Linked DNA regions of Homo sapiens: region 1 is linked to region 2. Evidence: read pairs that join two places in POLR2A ChIA-PET (ENCODE). Cell type or tissue: MCF 10A. All regions are shown on one strand.

The links. ChIA-PET counts read pairs that join two places held together with the same protein. Peaks named below come from ENCODE experiments on the same cell type or tissue, not always from the same donor. Only the 100,000 strongest peaks of a DNase experiment are listed, where the experiment ranks them.
Region 1: POLR2A ChIA-PET joins it to region 2 with 7 read pairs; 2 of 35 experiments call an interaction of 5 or more read pairs at or near these places.

The regions. Positions count from the first base shown.
Region 1 is chr2:100,036,973-100,041,972 of GRCh38, reverse strand. All of the region lies in intron 4 of AFF3 (ALF transcription elongation factor 3), which reads left to right. Among named protein-coding and RNA genes, the nearest start is that of AFF3, 100 kb to the left of the region's middle. In MCF 10A, no CTCF peak of the experiment used is centred here; no DNase peak of the experiment used is centred here.
Region 2 is chr2:99,865,356-99,870,355 of GRCh38, reverse strand. The region is part of intron 7 of AFF3 (ALF transcription elongation factor 3); the gene reads left to right. Among named protein-coding and RNA genes, the nearest start is that of AFF3, 270 kb to the left of the region's middle. RefSeq lists an enhancer at 1,843-3,042. In MCF 10A, no CTCF peak of the experiment used is centred here; a DNase peak (open chromatin) is centred at 2,505.

The DNA.
Region 1 (5,000 bases), 170 kb before region 2:
GGAAGCCATGTAGGGTTTAAAGCCAGGGAAAATATGATTTTATTAATGCTGCAGGTTTATTCAATAAATACCATTGTGATAGTAGTATTGAAAGTCTGCATGTAATTACATGTAATAATAGCCTGTGTACTTGTGATGATGCAAATATCCCTTCTATATGTTTGGTTGAAAGCTAAAAGAAATGTTTTATGCAAAATGAGTCAATGAATTATATCTCCCTATGTTTCTAACAGTTTAATATTCATCATTTGGAGAAGATACATGCAGTTTTATCTATGTGTGGGCATAAATTGTTCCTCCGAGTAGGGCATGCCAGTTTTAGCTCAGGGTCTCCTCTTAATTTTGACTGTATATCCCCTGTGGCTACATGTCAAAATATGACACGTCAGCATTAGGCCAACCTGGATTTAATGACTAGGAAACTGTGAAATTTATATGATTTGGGGGCACGTGGGGGCTTTTCTAATGCCAGTTCCAAGGATAAGTGGCATGGAGGTTATTTGATTAATTGGACAAGCATAAACTCTAGCTCAGCTTCCTGCCTGTCATCTGAACACAGAACATTGAAGATTAGGCGACTTAGCACTCCAGAATTAAAATCATGATATTTCTTTTCCTATTAACAGACTATTTTGCTTAGCATTACACTGTCTTTTAGGCAAGCATTCACTGGGCCCCTGCATATGTAATCTTTACTTATGAGTGAGGAATTTTCCAAGGTATATGTTGAAAACACTGTGCTCCCTGAAGTCCAGCTATGGTTGAAGCCATGCCTTTGCAATGAGGCCCATTTAGTAGCTTCCGTGTGAACCCATCTATCACTTTAGTAGAGCTGGAGAGTGTCATATGCTCACAAGGCTCTTACTGAACTCCTTTGCTGAGATGGTTTGTGTAGAGCCATCAATCACACACAGCTCTCATCCTTGTGAGGTTATTCATTTGTGCACAGGCTTTGGCTCTGCATTGACTTGCTCAGGAAGACCCAGAGACCTGGATCATGGCTTAACTTTCACAGTGATGAAACAGAGGCAGTAACCTGATGATGGCTTGACTGTGAGCCCCAGTGCCACCTGACCCACCTGGATGATATGCCCTGTGGCCTCCTTGGAGGGTGCAGCCAGGTGGGGCTGTCTCCTCTAAAAGAGATCTGTCCTCTTGCTGCTCAGCATGACTTTCCAGCCAGTCTAAAACAACGCTGCCTCCCCAAGCCCTGAAGCTGTTTTCTAACACTGCTTTCACTTGTGATGGTCCATGAGAAAATCTTTGAAAGAAATAGCAAGCCTGTCGGTAGCAGGGGAACAAAGCAGGTGTGCCAGAGCCCTGGTTCTGCCTTGCTCTCATAGGCAGGCGACCTGACATCAGCCCTGGTCGCTCCTTCAACATCCTGCTCTCATCAGGGATTCATGGTGGTCCTCTGATGTAACTGATAAAACCAGGACATTTTTGTTTCTCTTATTGCTCATGATTAGAAAAGGGATTCATGATCTTGTTTTCCCTCTGCCTCTTAACTGAGAAGAGGATGGTCTCCAGGAACATTTGGAATGTTTGAAACTCAATGATGTATATTGGCCAAATTAGTAAAATAATTGTATCTCAGCTGGTTGGAACTCTTTCCTGGAGCAAAGTAGTGCTGCAGTCATTGGGTTGGAGGTCTTTCTTTGGGTGGAACACTGTATAGGGACTCAGGAGAGATGGAATTCCAGATAATATGTCACATTTTCTTTCATGAAGGAGATTGCAGTCTAACAGGGTAGGTTGTAAGCAATAATCGTCATATTACTTAATAACACTGGGAGGGGAGGCTTCTTGTGACAAGAGCGTGGAGGGTCGTGAAAAGGGGGCAAAGGTATGGGTCATTTAGGTTGATGAAATTCCAGTGAGGAAGCATGGCACATGCTGTTACTGGGTTTTGCAGTCCTTCTTAATGCTGAGGCAGATGATTGCAAGGCTGAGGTAGTGAATCTGCATTGGAAATTTATAAGAAAGAATGATTAAGATGAAAACACAATTTGACAGACATTTATCCACTGAGGCTAGTCATTGAGCTCTGTGCTGGGGACAGCAAAGAGGAGTTCCTGTCCTAGAGAGAACAATGGAAAATTAGTCTGTACTGAATGTGAGCACAAGGTGCCTGGAACAAGGAGGAAGCGACAGGCAATCACCTCAGGGACTGTTTCCAAGAGGAGGGGAACTTTCACCAGAGCCAGCCAGTAAGTGGGATGTGGTGGGGAGAAGAGGAAGTTCAAACAAAGTTAGAAAGTGAGCGAAGGCATATGGATGTAAAGGAACATGACCCATTAGGGAGCCAGCCCGGACATCAAGAATATGGACCCACGCAGAAGATTAACGGGTAGAGCTAATAAGGGAGACAGGCTAGGTCATTGGCCATGGGGGAGGGCCTTTTTGTTTTTTTTTAGAGAGGAGTTCTCCCTTTGCCTTCCAGGCTAGAGTGCAGTGGTGCCATCATAGCTCATTGCAGCCTTGACTCCTGGGCTCAAGTGATCTTCTTGCCTCAGCCTCGCAAGTAGCAGACACTAGAGGCACAAGCCACCACACCTGGCTAGTTTTTTAATTTTTGTAAAGATGGGGTCTCACTGTGTTGCCCAGGTTGATCTCGACCACCTAGGCTCAAGCAATCCTCCTGTCTAGGTCTCCTAAAGCCCTGAGTCTATAGGCCAGAGCCACTGTGCGCTGCCCAAGGGGACCTTTTATGTTATGCCAAAATTCTGGACATCAGGTCTGGTAGAAAACACTTGAAGGACTGTGAATTCGATAAGATAGCTATTGGGGAAGCCATTGTAGATTTTTGAGGATGAAAGAGATATAGTGAAGTTGGTATTTCACTTAACTACAAAAATTTTAGACACTGCTGACCTTTTTCTCATTATAAAAGTAAAACAATTAATTTCAGAAAAATTCAAAAGTAGAAAAACTATAAAGAAGAAAATAGGCTGGGCATGGTGGGTCACACCTGTAGTCTCAGCACTTTGGGAGGCCAAGGCAGGTGGATCACCTGATGTCAGGAGTTCAAGACCAGCCTGGCCAACATGGTGAAACCCCGTCTCTACTAAAAATACAAAAAATTAGCCGGGCGTGGTCGTGGGCACCTGTAATCCCAGCTACTTGGGAGGCTGAGGCAGGAGAATCGCTTGAACCCGGTGGCGGAGGTTGCAGTGAGCTGAGATAACGCCATTGCACTCCAGCCTGGGCAACAAGAGCGAGGCTCTGTCTAAAAAAAAAAAAAAGAAGAAGAAGAAGAAAATAAATATGCTGCATAGTCCCATGACCCTTAGATACAAATTAAATTATTTAAATGCTTCGTTATGTGGCAGACTTTTTGTGCATGTATGTGTCACAGGTAACATCATGGGGAGATTTTGGACCCGTGCCCAGCCTCTGTCCCCTCAACTGCAAGCCACATGATGTCTTTTACCCACCCTCTCCTGTGTTTATAAAATATATGAGAAATAAAATCAAAGCTCTCTTTGTGTTATTAGCTCACAAAATGGTTGAGATTGTTTACTCTTTGTCTTTCTGTAAAACACTTTTTGATCAGAGCAGCCCTTCTCTTTTTTATAAATGAGCCCTTTTTTTTTTTTAATTTGAGGAAAATATAAGACAACTTGATTGTTGCTGGAAGGCTGGAATCCCAAAGTGAATGGGGTTGGGGTCCAGGTGGCTCATGTGGTTTTAATCTGCGGGAGTAAGACCAGACAGCGACTTTAGCGCTTAGAGTGGTGGGGAAGCGGGCGGGGCTTAGATGTGCCAGCCCAGCTGAGGTGTCCTTGGGCGTCTCCTGCAGATCCTTCTGTCTTAGACTTCATTGCAGGGGACTGATGGCTGCAGTGTCTTCACCCTCTCCTCTTCCCTTAATGGCTTGATGAGGACTTCCCAGGTACAAAGAAATAAAGCCTAGAGTTTTCTAATTTGAAATAATAATTGACCTTGAAAAGTTTTCTTTTACCCATCGTCATTTCAGAGTCTGCAGAGATCCAAATCCAATAATTCCAAAACAAAATTAAAAACACAAAAACACTCAAGGTTGAAGTTGAGACTACTGTCCTTGACCTTCTCGCTGATATATATATATACACACCCACATATATTTATATATTATATATGTTTATTTGTAAATAGATATAGATTAATTTTTATATATTTTATATATTATATATTTTTATATAATATATAAAAATAAATATATTTATTATATTTAATAATATATATTATACACAAATTAATATAAATATATATAATATATAAATATATAATATATAAAATATAAATATATATTTATATATAAATAATATATAAAATATAAATATATATTTATATATAAATAATATATAAAATATAAATATATATTTATATATAAATAATATATAAAATATAAATATATATTTATATATAAATAATATATAAAATATAAATATATATTTATATATAAATAATATATAAAATATAAATATATATTTATATATAAATAATATATAAAATATAAATATATATTTATATATAAATAATATATAAAATATAAATATATATTTATATATAAATAAATAAATATATATGAAATAAATATACCCCCCATACATGTATGTATAAAATATGTGTATTCCTATTTGGGCCTTTCACACATGTTCAGATCATACCCTGTATAGTTTTGAATCTTACATTTTCACTAGTATTGTAAACATCTATTATTAAATACCATATTTTTCTTGAAAACACATTTGTAAACTACATTACATAAATATACCATAACTTGTTTATTCTTGGACCTTGAGATTTTTTTCTTCTAATATTTTGGCTGTTACATGAACATGTGCTATGGTGAACATTCTTGTGCAGAAATCATTGCACACATTGCTGTTAATTTTCTTAGTAACAGTTTTTAACAATAGAATTACTGATTAGAGGACGTGAGCTTTCAGAACGCTTTTGATATATTGCCAAGTTTCCCTCCAGAAGGATTTTACCTGTTTGGCTGTCACCAGGAG
Region 2 (5,000 bases):
AATCTAGGTCCAGAGGGTTGTGGGTGTAGGAAGTTGATGCAGGTTGTCCAGATAGCCAACTACAGCCTCAATCTCAGAGGAGTAATTCTGTCACGTCTAGGGGCTTATGGCTGAGCAGTGACAAGGTGCTAACTGCAGACTGCACTGTTTGCTGCTCCTGACACCAGAGCAGAGCCAAGAAGATGGTGCAGAGGCTAAGGCTGGGGCAGAGGTTGGAGGGGGAATCAGAATCTGCCAAGCTCTGTTCAGTTCAGACACTGGTGTTGAGGTAAGAGACTGACCCGCAAGACCAGAAGGCACACAGTCTAATTCATTTTCATAGAAACTTACTAATGGGGTCCCAGCAGATGTTAAGGAAACACAGGTGCACAGCCCTGGCAGGCGTCACCTCTGCTAGGTCCTTTGTGTCTGGTTCAGTGCAGGTTTCCCATTGTCTAGCCCATCTATCACTGAACATAAAATTTTCCTATTCTTTCTGAGCTTTCAGGAACAGCATGAAAATCGCTCCCAGAGAAGAGCAGGATTTTGAGTGCATCCACCAGTGATCAAAATTTTAAGAATATGTAACTTTTCCCCCTGAATCTCCCCCAGAACCCTTTGGAACAAGGTTTTGTAGTTATACTTTGGTTTTGGTGGCTGTCTAGCACATCACTGCTTATGCTGGGGTGCCCAGGGGGACCCCAGGGTAAGCTGTGCTGCTGCCCTGATGTCCCTTGAAAGGACGCACAATAGTGGCTGTACTGGGCTGGAGATAAATGGGCATGTTTGAGTAATTATTTTTCAATATTACTTATCAGTCAAAGTCCTGTGAAGTCCCCAAACTTCATAATTTCCAAGATTGTATTAGTGGCATTTTAAATGATGGGGTTCTATGCAGTAGCGAGCCTATCAAATCATCTTAGATTCCCTCCTCTCTTCCCACCCCCACCCTCCAGCTCTACAGCTGACACATGGGCATAGAAGGTGCTGAGTAAATGTTTATTGAGTGAATGCCTTCTTTTTATGGAAGGCCTTTGCTGAGATTTAAGAAGTACTGTAATATTATCAGCAGCAAAGTCTTTACAGATAAATGCTGTTGGGTATTTTCTGGGAAGATTGCAAATCCCGTCCATTTCTTGTAGTTTACCGCTTCCTGGGGACCCGCTTTTCTTGGTGTCAGATTTTTTTGGTGAAAGCCCTAAGCTGACTGGGTGCAGTAGGTGTGGCAGGTGCCACCTGGAAGTCCAGAACTAGGAACTTATATTAAAAATAGGACTGTTTGCTGGGCACGGTGGCTCACACCTGTAATCCTAGCACTTTGGGAGGCAGAGGCAGAGGCAGAGGGATCACTTGAGGCCAGGAGTTCGAGACCAGCCAGGGCAACAAAGCGAGACCATCTCTACAAAAAATAAAAATGTTAGCCATGCACAGTGGTGCACATCAGTAGTCCCAGCTACTCAGGAAGCTGAGGCCAGAGGATCGCTTGAGCCCACAAGGTCGAGTCTGCAGTGAGCCGTGATCAAACCACTGCACTCCAGCCTGGGTGACAGAGCGAGACCCTATCTCTAAAACAGAAAATAATAGGACTGTTGGGCCTTGGCATAGCTCCTTTTCTTCTATGCACAAAGAGACAGCTTCATACAAAAGAGAACACAGTGACCACCCAGAGAATAGTAACCTTATCCTCTTTTCCTCTTTGATATTGTTCAGAGGATCATAGATGATACTGGTTAAAATGCTCAAAAAGCCTCTGGATCATCCGAGACAGACTCACAGTTCTTGGTCCTCTTCCTCCAGGCCTCATTGTCTTACTGCTTCCATGTTAAAGCACCCAGACCCTTGTCCAGAACTTTTATAGCAAGATAAAAGATCCCTTCCCTGAGCAACTTCCTCCTGCTTTGGGACACATCTTCCCTCAGGGCACAATCTGTCAGACACTCGCTCGCCTGGCCTGCTGTCTCCCCTCCCGGCCTGATGTTGGATTTCAGTAGGTTGCAGCTAATGTTGAATATATTTCAGATGCTGTACCCTCTCTGTGAACTATGAAGACATGATTAGCAGATACAATTAGCTACTTTAGCATTAAAAAAAAATCAAAAGATCTAGATTTTAGTTATTGCCCTGTTGGTTATTACTACATTGGCTTCTGCAATAGTTTATTTCTAAAGCAGGAAGAGAGTGGAAAATGGGTAGACCTGAGAATACAGCATTTCTTTTTTCTTCTGAAGGAAAGAAACCCAGCACTCTTTCAAAAGCTGTGAAAGCATTCTCATGATCTGGTAGATCCCATCTGTGCGTTTTTCAGTGACATACTTCAAGTACACGAGCTGCCGTCAAAGGACCTAAAAAAAAAAAAAAAGGAAAGAAAGAGAGTCGTGGGTGTTAATGAGAGGGGCCCAGCTTGACAGCTGTGGGGGAACGCTAATCTCTCCCTCCACGTGCCCGCCTCGCCCAGGGGCGTGATTAGCCTGCTCACACTTCCTGGAGGAAGTCTGGCGTAATGAAGTGTCACCCAGAGTCTGGAATGCCCCAGTGGATGCGTCACTGTGTAGCCAGAGAGGTTATCCTGGCTCTGACCTCAGCACTGTCTTCTGGAAACCACAGGGAAATGGATGGAAGAGATGGTGAGCCCCTCCACTCCACTCTGCTTTCACTCCCGGGGATTGGGGGGATATGGAGAGAAAGAACAAGACATTAGCAAGGAACATTCCGAACACCTGCAGTTCTCACTTATCAAATGACTTTCTCTCAAGGCTTTTGGAGAAAGGGGGCTGCCAGCTATGTTTTTTTTTTTTTTTTTAATATAGAAATATAGGCCTTGGGGAGACTGTGTGGTGGATTTCTTGACTGCTGGAGGTTTCTCTTACTCCTGTGATACTAGGAAGTTATTCCTGGTCACTTAGTTTCCCAGCAGAATGACCTGAAAACTCATCTGCCGTAATACAAGCTGAAACTCCTGGTTTCTCCTCAGCTTGTCCTCCTGTCAGTTCCATTCAGGGGAGAGCCGCCTTATCTCAAACCCACTGGGACAATTCCCAGTCAATGTCAACCCCATTTGTGAGTGACTGTGACCATCAGAATTCTTCCTAAAGAAGGATCCTTCGAAGCAAATGCTATTCATCAAGTTAGGGAAGTTATGTTGCTAACTTTAATTTTCTCACCTTTTGTCTTCAAGTGTTGGGCTTTGTTAAATGAGTAGTGGGAGAAGAATGGCTACACCTTATGTTGAATGTTTTTGGTCTTTGTTAAGGTGTTGAAACTCAGCATCTAGTGTACTCATAGAATCCCCTTTCTTGTGAGGCAGGGCCCACCTATAGAAACTGAAAATGCCAGTGCTTGTTTTTTTTATTTTTTATTTTTATTTTATTTATTTTTTATTATTATTATTATTATTATTATTATTATTATTATTATGCTGTGTTACCCAGGCTGGAGTGCAGTGGTGTGATCTCAGCTCACTGCAACCTCCACCTCCCCAGTTCAAGTGATTCTCCTGCCTCAGCCTCCCAAGTAGCTGGGATTAGAGGTGCGTGCCACCACACCCAGCTAATTTTGTATTTTTAGTAGATATAGGGTTTCACCATGTTGGCCAGGCTGGTCTCGAACTCCTGACCTCAGGTGATCCGCCTGCCTCGGCCTCCCAAAGTGCTGGAATTACAAGCGTGAGCCACCACGCCCGACCGCCAGTGCTTGATTTTTTATCCCGCCTTGAAGCCAGGACTTAGAGCCATGACCCAGCGTGACCCAGACTCTTCCAGTCTGATTCAGCCTCACCAGACTTTCTTGTGGAGGCTGGTGACACAAAGACCTGGAGAATGATTGGAATCCCTTCCAGTGAGGAGGGTGATGATGGTGGCAGTTTCTTCTGGTTTCCAGGCTGCTGTTTTCCTGTAGCACCATCCAGCGTCCCTTGACAGTGATGTGAGCTCATGGTTCGCTGCAGAGGCGTCGTCCCAGACCAGCTCTGCAGTGCATGGCTGGGCTTTTTTTCTGATGATGAGGTCTTCAAGCCTATTTTTGCAGGTCTCCTGGAGAGTCTATGGGAAACCCAGTATTCTCTTTAAAATGCCATTCATTTCAATTTAAATTTGCCAATGTTGGCTTTGGCTGCTTTCTACTGAACACCATGTGGAGTTGGTTAGCATCTCTCTTGAAATGTGGAAGAACTGAAAAAGAGAGGTACATAGTGTAACTCACAGATGATTGTAAACCTCTCTGAGGTGGGGAGCTTAAGATGCATGCATTCCATTTCCAACCAGTCTAAGACTGAAATTTCAACTTTTGCCTTACTCTCTTCAGCAACCATGTGTGAATTGTGTCCAGAAGGTAGCCCTGTTTATTTCTGGAAAGCTTGAGTATTGCGAAAGTTTTCCTTAACTGCCAATCGGGCTGCCTAGCACAATGGCTGACACATCGTAGGAGCTTAACATATTTGTTGAATGAATGATTGAACTGTAGTGTCCATCATTGCTTCTCATTTTATCCATAATAGGCTTATAGAATAACTTCAATCTCTTGTCCACATCATAACCCTTTAAAATGTAAGCCTTTATGTCCTTGAGTTCTCACACCCCCGGAATAAATGCTGTCAGTGACTTCCTGTATTCCTCTTCTTTGAACACCTTCCTAATGGATGACATCTGGAGCCTTTGGTCTGTAAACAGGGTTGTCTCCTTCTTTGTTTTACATTATTAATCAAATTAATTTTTCATCAACTTGCTTCTTTGATGGCTCCCAACTATAACTTCTAAGTTTTAGACACACAGGGCTGCTAAGCTGCCACTCATATATATGTTCTTGGAGTTTCATCATTGGACCTACATATAATACCCATTTATCTCTATTACATTTCATTTTGCTGGGTTGGTCCATCCAGCTTAACCGAGATCTTTCTGAATCTGATTCTGTCGTCAAACACGTGAACTCTGTGTGGCTCACCCAAGCAATTTGACAGCCAGGACCTTCCATGCTCATGTAAATTATTCTTTGGCTTGTTATTTCACCACTCTCTGTCTCTAGAG